Regions from separate parts of the Homo sapiens genome. Here region 1 is linked to region 2. A link is an interaction called in ENCODE POLR2A ChIA-PET data of the cell type or tissue named here. Cell type or tissue: CD4-positive, alpha-beta T cell. All regions are shown on one strand. Each heading gives the region's core, and the rest is flanking DNA. Links, peaks and the distances in the headings are about the cores only. Region 1 has its middle 190 kb from the start of LINC00242. Region 2 holds the start of LINC01624 (long intergenic non-protein coding RNA 1624).

Region 1 (4,379 bases), core at 121-4,120, 280 kb after region 2:
GGAGTGGCTCCCTCCTTCAAAACACGTTTGTGGTTGAGCTTCACCGCGCAGGCTGGTGCCCTTGTCCACAAAGGCCCCTGCTCCTGGATCACCCCACAGGGCCCAGAGCCTTCAGCACCTGGGCTGAGCCACCACTCAGGGTCACACCCATGGCTGGAGCTTCTGGCCACAGACACTGGGTGATGCGGCCTTCTAGTCTCCCACCCAGCAGTGAAGGGCAGGGGCTTGGAGGGGCCTGCAGCTCCATCCCCAGCTGCTTGGCATGCATTGTCCTATCGGCAAACCCACCGAGCTTAAAGCAGCTGCCGCCCCCACTCTCAGCACCACTTTGCTTTGTCCCGGCTGGCCCCGGGGGACTGTTCCCCTTCATGTTCAGAGTTAGGGCACGGTCAGGCCGTGGAGACAGCTCAGAGGCTAATGCCAAGGGGCCACACCAGGACAGCTTAGCTCGAGCCGGCACAGAGGGGCAAGCAGGGATACAGACAGACACCTTATCCGCATGGGAACGTACTGTCACTCCCAGAACTGTCCATTTGCTGACAAACCCATGTTTTCTCCATTTTAAACAGCACTGTCAGGATCAGGGGGATTTCACCAGGATGTGGCCCAGCCCAGGGCTGCAACCTGGTCAGGCTGGGCTGTGGGACTCACAGGAAAGAGAGAAAACCATGGGGCACAAGGCCAGGGTGAGGGAGTGGCTGTGGGACTCGGGTCCTCGGCCTCCAGGGGTCGTTTCTGAGACAGTCGGGTCCTTGGGTGGTGAAGCTTCAGACGCCTGCTCCATTTTACTTAAGAAGACCTTGATGGGGGCACCGGGCGCGGTGGCTCACGCCTGTACTTGCAGCACTTTGGGAGGCCAAGGTGGGCAGGTCATGAGGACAGGCGTTCAAGACCGGCCTGATCAACATGGTGAAACCCCATCTCTACTAAAAATACAAAAATTAGCTGGGCTTGGTGGTGTGTGTCTGTGGTCTCAGCTATTTGGGAGGCTGAGGCAGGAGAATCGCTTGAACCCAGGAGGCAGAGGTTGCAGTGAGCCGAGATCACACCATTGCACTCCAGCCTGGGCAACAGGGCGAGACTCTGTCTCAAAAACAAACAAACAAACAAACAAAAAACCTTGAGGGAAGGTGTGGAGCTATTGGCCCAGGATTGCACAATCGACCTGGGCCATGCTGGACCGGCTCAGCATTCTCAGGCACAGAAGCTCCGGCCGGTCCCCTGGTCCAAGGCTTCAGAACCTAGGAGCAACCCTGACCTCTGACCTCAGGCATGTGACAGGTTGTCTAGGACTGCGCCCTGGCAACGGGGCTGCAGACAAGACTGGCAGGGATGGCCTAGAGGCAGGGCGGCCTCAGACCAGCCCCACTCTCTGCAGCTCAGAAGGAGCAGAGGCCTCTCCCACACCACCCGGCACACCCGGAACCCCTGGGGCAGAGGGCCCACCTGCTTGGCCCATGGCCCGCCTGGCCGGGTGCTGGAGGGAGCCGCTGTCCTTCACCTTGGCCTCTGCATCTCTTCCACAGGGAGAGGCCATCAGGATAGCAAATCACCAGAGGGAAAGTAGGTCATTTCTGCTTCCTCACCCTGGCTGGGGCCTGGCAGAGAAAACACCCTGAGCGGCCTCTGTAGAGGGGGGCCTGTCCCGCGGCTCTGCCGGCCATGCCTGTGGGGCTGCCCCCGAGATCTGGGACAGGCACCTCAGTCTGGGACAGGAAGCCACCCGCCCGCTGCAGGCACCGCAGAAGGCTTTCCTCGTACTTCCTGTCCTGGACGGGCTGCGGGGAGGAGGCTAAGGGTGTACGTCTCACTGGGAAGCTCAACTCTATGCCCTTTGTATCTGAGGATGTCTTTACTTAGGGTGATAAATTATGCATTCAGCATTCTGCGTGAATTCACAGAGCTCATTCCCCCATCCTTCCTGCATTTCCCAGATCCCTGGTGACTTGGGCCTGATCAGTGTTCTGAGAGGCGTGTGGGGCACAGAGGAAGGGTGGGGTGGTACCTCAGAAACCTGCAGAAACTGGAACACTGGATTAGCCTGGGTTCTCCAGAGAAACAGAACGAAGTGGACATATACATAGACAATAAGGAGCTGGTTCACTGAGTCATGGAGGCAAAGTCCAAGATATGCCAGTGGCAACCCAGAGAGCTGCCGGCGTCAGTTCTCATCCCAGTTCTGTCTCTCAACCCTTTTGTCGTATTCAGGTCATCAACTGTTCAGACGAGGCCCACCACACCTTCCTCACGCTCAGGTTCAAACATCAGTCTCCCCCAGCAACACCCTCACAGACACACCAAGGCCCACACCTTTCTCATGCTCAGGTTCAAATGTCAGTCTCCCGCAACAACACCCTCACAGACACACTGGAATAATGCTTGACCAAGTATCTGGGCACCTCTTGGCCCGGTCAAGTTGACACAAAAATTTCACCCCCCTAAACACCACAGCAAGGAGTATGGGCTTTCCCTGGATCCTTCTTTCCTCACACTTGGAGAATCAGCTCATTGAGCTCCATAGAAAACTCTATTGGGACTTTGATTTGAATTGGGCTGAGTCTATAGATTCAAACTGGCTAAAATTGTCATTTCCTATCTATGAACATGATATATCTCTCCATTAATTTACACCATATAGGTGAGTATCTTTTACTCCTTGAAATAGGAAAGCTTATCTTAAAGAAAGCTAAATATAGAATGTTGGTAATTTGACCATATTTAAATTATAAACTTTTCTTCATCAAAAAACATCTTAAAAATTTCAGACTGGGAGATTTTGGAATACACGCAACTAAAAATGATAGATACCAAAGATCTTTTTTACAGACCTCTTCTGCAACGGAGTCCTTTCTTCTTGCTGCTGCAACAAATTTCCATGAATTTAGTGGCTTTAAAGAACACAAATTTATTTCCTTCCAGTTCTCAAGGTCAGAAATCCCGCCCAAGTCTTTGTGAGCGAAAATCCAGAAGTGGGCAGGGCTGGTTCCTTCTGGAGGCTCCTGGGAGAAACCCTCTCTGTGCTCTACCCCAGCCTCTGTCTGGTCTGTGCCTGGCCTTCTGGCCAGCCCGACCCTCCACCTCCCTCTTTTCCTTTTTATGGATGCCCGTGAGGACATCAGGCCCCCTGAATCATGTGGCAACACCTCCCTGCTCAGTGTCCTCGATTTAATGGCATTTGCACGGCCCCTCTTGCCACACAGGTGACACATTTCAGGTTCTGAGAATGGGCGTGGGCACCTTGTGGGCCGCTGTCCTGCAGACCTCACACCCACGAGGACCCTGAACAGCCCTGCAGGGTGATTGCAGAGGACACAGAAGGTGTTTCACAAATGAACTGGGCACCCACATGCGCTGCTCAGCCTGAGGCCCCATCCGACACCCATGGGACCTGCAGGAACAGAAAGTCTGGGTGTCCTGGTGTCAGGAGGGATGTGGGGCCATTTGCCTCCAAACCTTGAGGTCCGCGGTAGACTGGGCAGCCGCACTGGAAAGGACTTGGCACTCCTGCCTGGAGGGGGGCCAACCCTCACCCCTAACCCTGCGACTGCACCCGAAATCCCAGGGAAAGCGGGCAGGGCTACGTGGGCTGTGGAGGAGGCTCTGAGGCGGCTCTGAGTGGAGAGGGCCGCGCAGACTCAGGCACGATCCCCAGGCAGGGCCAATGCCTGGGTGGACCAGGAGTCATAGATGGGTGGACTTCAGGGGCTCAGCCTCCGTCCAGAGTAGCAAGTCCCAGGAGATTGCAGGCAACTGCCATCTCACACAATGGCAAATGGCTATAAAGAGAGTTAAATAGAATGTGAGAGCTAAAACCATATAAAAGGGAAAGTGAGGAAATAAAAGAGGCCAACATCTTGGCGGCGCTGCAGCTCCTGAGGTCGCCCGGTGCTTCCCGTGCCCTCGGAGCGCCTCCCACTGTGTGGGCTGAGATCGTCAGAGGTGCAGTTGTATGATGAAGAAAACACTCAGTGAGAATGCCGCTGTTACCCAGTGGCACTCTCAGTCGATGTGAGCAGAAAGCACACTGGTCCACAGACCTCTCTGGCGTTAACAAGAGGTCACTACACTCGGCTCCACTTCAAGTCACTGCCACAATCCACATAAACGGGAAGCTCCAAGGGGTAACCAGCGTGCAAGACGGGAGCCCATCACGTGAAGGGGCCTCATCCTTTATTTCCTGTAAAGCACACTCAGAAACCGACAATGCAAATCATCTTCCTGACAGGCCACACATGACATACAGACACGTGTTTATATTTTAAGGTAAGAAATGATCATTTTTACTTTATTCTAATAAGAGCTTCAGTTTTCCTTTAAATCATGCAGATAGCAAACTATTCAAAGCAGAGGGTGATAGGGGATTTCCGCTCCATCCAATC
Region 2 (4,379 bases), core at 293-4,292:
AGAACAATGTTACAAACCCATGCTGAGACATCCACCTTTTCCCCCGTGGATCTTAGGGTGTGGGGCCACTCCAGGGCTTACTGCTGCGGTGGCAAACCCTGGAAGACAGTGGGATCTCACTGAGACAGGCCCTCTGCGCCCCCACCTTGGCTCCGGAAGATGCCTTTGTACTTGTGCTTGCCTCCCACTTGCACGAGGTTCTGAGCCCTTCTCTCCATCAAACCAAAGTGGTAGCATGCAGCTGGGCTGTTGGCAGCAGTGCTCAGTGATGGGAGAGCTTAGGGAACATTCGCTGAAAGAGAGAGATGAATGAAGATTCTTGAACGTGGAAGGCTGTGATTTTGTCAGACAAGAACACCATGTGGGAAATTAGGGCCCAGAAGACTTGTTCCCAGTTGGACCAGGCTTATTCGACAGTCACCCAGGACCTGGTCGCCTCTTCTTGTGGGTTGAGAAGATCTTGCCTCTCAAAGGGAGTAAAACTGAAGCACCCTCCTCACTGGAATACCAGGTGAGAAAGGCCAGTGAGACAGATGCCAGGGCCCTGGCAAGGCGGGTGCGAGGCCCCCCCCCCAGTTCAGGAGGAGCCAAAGGAAGCGCGTTGGGCTGGGGCCTGGTGTCCGTCGCCCATCGGGGGCTTGCACAGCGCTGCGGCTCGGCGGCGGGAACCTCGGTGCCGTTCACTCCTTGCGGTGGGGGAACGGAGCCCTCGTTCCACAGGCCCTCGGCCTTCCCCACTGGTGAACTCGAGCTGAGCTGTGGGGGCAGAGGGGGCAGCAGCCCCTCCGTGGAAGCTCAGCATCCACAGGGCACCTGCAGCAAGGGAGGCAGAGCTGGGCAATATCCACGCAGCGTGAAGGCATTTAGCAATCAGTCGGAAACTAAACTCAATACGATGCCTCAGAAGACTGGTGATTCGCCCCGATTAGACGGACCAGTCCTTACAAATTGCCTTTTCATGTTGTGCTGTAAATAACCAACGTATGTAATAACATTATCATACCCCAGATAGAAGATTCCAGGGGGAGAGACTCAAAGCTGCAGGTTGACAGTTGCCCAGAGCCCGAGGGGAGGTGACCAGTTTTGCTCCCAGCTGTCACTGGGCTGGTCCCTCCCTGCGCACGGAAGACGAGAGGAGGCGAAGCTGCGGGAGCACCTCCTGAGAAGGCGCCACATGGCTCCCGTGGCTTCTCCGGCCCCAGCTCACCTCTAACCCAACCCTGTGCGGCCAGGGCAGGGGCGTCCTCTCCCCCCGCAGCCCCGAGGGTCCCTGTCGCTGGCCGGGCACCAGAGAGGCTTTGTGATCGTCCCCAGCCAGCGTTCCCTCCCTGGGCCATGAACTCTCTGAAGAAAAGGGTGGTCTGCTTCCCTCTGTCCCTCTGAGGCGGTTCCTGAGGCAGTAGGTCCCAGTGATCATGGAAGGTGGAAGGAGAAGCGTGGGAAATGAGGATGTGGGGTTAGCAGGAAGCGACGGCGCCCATGCCACTGCCCGAGGGCCTCGCAGCTGCTTGTGAGGGGCTGTGTCCACCAGCAGCGAGGGTGTGCTGGGCCCAAGGTCACCAGCTCCAAACAGTTGCAGGTGCGTCTCAGCCAGGTTCTTCCCTCCAGCATCAAGGCACCTGGGGTCCTGGCTCCTAGGTCTTGTGGAATTTGCCTACAGCACGAACAGCCTTCTGGAGACCTCCACACAAAGAACCCGACAGCCCCCCTGTCCTCCAGCTGGCTACGTTCTACGCATCAGGAAACCAAGGCACACAGACATCACCTTGGGCCACACGGCTGGTGCAGGGGGAGGTGGCCGTGAGACCACGCGCTTCAGATTCCACAGAGCCGCCGCGGCCGATGGAGCTTCCTCGCGGTGACCCCCGGGCCCTACTTCCCCTGGGGCTGGAGCCCACACAGCCGTCTCCTCTCTACGCTGCGTAGGCAAACCTGTCTTCTCCACAGGAAACCCAGCTGCCTCTAGAAATTAACCACATTCTAGAAAGTGGGTTTGACTCCTGCATACACTTTTACTTTCTCATTTGGGTCTCCGGAGGAAATGAAAATCCACGATTAGCACAGGAGACGCACGTGACCCGTGTGGCTTGCACCATTTGTCGTTTTCCCACACATCAGCGCCAACCGGGCATGCGTGGTCCTCACCCACAGGGACTTGCTCGCTCTGGGTTACTTCTGGACAAAAAAGTCTCTGCAGCCGCCCTTTCAGTGTCTGCACGCCTCATCCTCCCTCCTCCCCAGCCCGTAGCCCGGGCCCAGGGCCTGCGGCCGCTTCGTGCTCCCAAGCTGTGTCTCACGGGGGCACCCACCCTACCGTGCCAAGCAACCTGCTGATGGGCAGAGGGAAGGAGCCCCTTCTTGGCCTCCAGAGCCCAACAAGAACCAGCTCCTGGTAACAGTGGGGTGAAGCCAGTGACGTGGGTTGATAGGAAGCCATTCCATTTAGGAGATCATTTGAACATGATGTGGATCAATGGTGTGGAATACAGAAGAAAGGCCCCCGGGCACGGCCTCCCCAACCTCCCGACCCCAGAGCCAACAGCACGTTGTGGATTAAGCCCCAGGCCCTGAGATGTGGATTAGCCTGGATTCCCCAGGGGAGCCCAGTGGAAGAACAGGGTCTGTACAGGGGACAGAGGGAGGAATTCGGCAGCGGCAGGGGTGGGTCAGCGAGGCTGGAGATGCAGTGTGGCTCAGAGACAGGGAAGGGGCCAGGAGCCCAGGAATGTGTGGCCTCTGGAAACGGGAAGAGACATGAAGAGGTTCTCTCGGAGTCTCCGGAAGGAGCCAGGCTGGCCAAGCCTTGGTTTTTTACCCCAGTGGGACCCTTGTCAGGCTCCTGACCTGCAGAACCGTGAGGGGATGAATGTGTGTCTTGTAAGCCTCTCAGCTTGTGATGGCAGCGAGAGCTCCCCAGGAGGGGCTGCGAGCCGATGAAGAGGGAGGGTGCATGGTGGCCTCCGCCTGCCCCCTGGCCATCTGCAGTGGTGCCCCCGTGTGCTCATTAGAGCTTGATGCCCTTGTGCCTTGAAGACTTAGTCCAGACATTCTATGAAAGTGAAGAAGGTGGCCGGGCGTGGTGGCTCACGCCTGTAATCCCAGCACTTTGGGAGGCCGAGGTGGGTAGATCACTTGAGGTCAGGAGTTTGAGACCAGCCTGGTCAACATGGTGAAACACTGTTTCTACTAAAAATACAAAAATTAGCTGGGTGTGGTGGTGTGTGCCTGTAGTCCCAGCTACTCGGGAGACTGAGGCAGGAGAATTGCTTGAACCCGGGAGGCAGAGGTTGCAGTGAGCTGAGATCATGCCACTGTACTCCAGCCTGGGTGACAGAGTGAGACTCCATTTCAAAAATAATAATAATAATAAAATAAAATAAAAATAGCCAGGCATGGTGGTGTGCACCTGTAATCCCAGCTACTCGGGAGGCTGAGGCAGGAGAATTGCTTGAACCTGGGAGGCAGAGGTTGCAGTGAGCTGAGATTGTGCCACTGCATTCCAACCTGAGTGACAGGGTGAGACTGTCTCAAAAAAACAAAAACAAACAAAAAAAACAAAGTGAAAATGGCATGGGCAAATGATGCCACACGTCCCCTGGCCCCACACTGCCATCTGTGCGAAGAAGGGAGCAGGACGCTTCAGTGGGCACTGGGAGGGAGGCGGCACGTCACCGCGGTCCATGCCCTGAGCGGTTTCAGGGTGCGGAGCTCTGTGCACGGATACACCTCTCAGGCCCCTTTGTCTCAGCCAACAGTTGAGTGCAGTCAACTGTGTAATCGAGAACCCAGAGTATTTCTCTAGGAAAACTGCTCAGTTCTTTCCAAAATGCCACGAGAACTTCAATGATGGGAACGGGGAACAGGTGCTGGGAGCAGCTGCCACCGATTCACGGCTCTTCTTCTTTTAAATACATTTTCTGTGGGGAAACCAAGGGCTTTCACAAGCATTTTGCTCTGAAATATTCAAGGAATGTTTCTTGTTTTTTCTTATTACAGCAACAGTTTTAGTATTTATAAGCTGAGTCAAGAGGCCTGCCACAGAACTAGGGAAGTAGCAAGTTAGAGGGATAAAAAAAATCTCAATTACTAACCCCTGCAGTTGCTTTGAAATAGCATTTGGTTGTCTACTGGCAGCTTTCTGAGATGAATTCTTGACTCCTTTACAAACCTAGGCTAAAACAGGCGCTCAGAGACTGTGTGTAAACTGTCAAATGTCACCCTCAGGCGTTGGGGGTGGGCGAGCACCCGCCCTGGTGACCTGACTCCGAGGGTTTCATGGGCTTCTGCCCCATTTCCTGATCCGCTGTCACGCAGCATTCCCGGCATGGCTGGGGGAGGGCCCTGTCTTCTGGGAGCCCCAGAGTCCCTGGGCTGGGCCA

Evidence for each region. ChIA-PET counts read pairs that join two places held together with the same protein. Peaks named below come from ENCODE experiments on the same cell type or tissue, not always from the same donor. Only the 100,000 strongest peaks of a DNase experiment are listed, where the experiment ranks them.
Region 1: POLR2A ChIA-PET joins it to region 2 with 5 read pairs; 2 of 35 experiments call an interaction of 5 or more read pairs at or near these places.

What each region holds. Positions count from the first base shown.
Region 1 is chr6:169,989,966-169,994,344 of GRCh38, reverse strand. No RefSeq gene overlaps it. Among named protein-coding and RNA genes, the nearest start is that of LINC00242, 190 kb to the right of the region's middle. In CD4-positive, alpha-beta T cell, for the core only: a CTCF peak has its summit at 3,895; DNase peaks (open chromatin) are centred at 1,719 and 4,084; H3K4me3 peaks cover 462 bases.
Region 2 is chr6:170,269,699-170,274,077 of GRCh38, reverse strand. LINC01624 (long intergenic non-protein coding RNA 1624) reads right to left here and starts at 1,604. Exons shown (of 2, transcript NR_104177.1): 1 at 1-1,604. All of the region lies in intron 2 of LOC285804 (a long non-coding RNA gene), which reads left to right. In CD4-positive, alpha-beta T cell, for the core only: no CTCF peak of the experiment used is centred there; a DNase peak (open chromatin) is centred at 2,077; H3K4me3 peaks cover 1,640 bases; H3K27ac peaks cover 1,296 bases; H3K27me3 peaks cover 190 bases.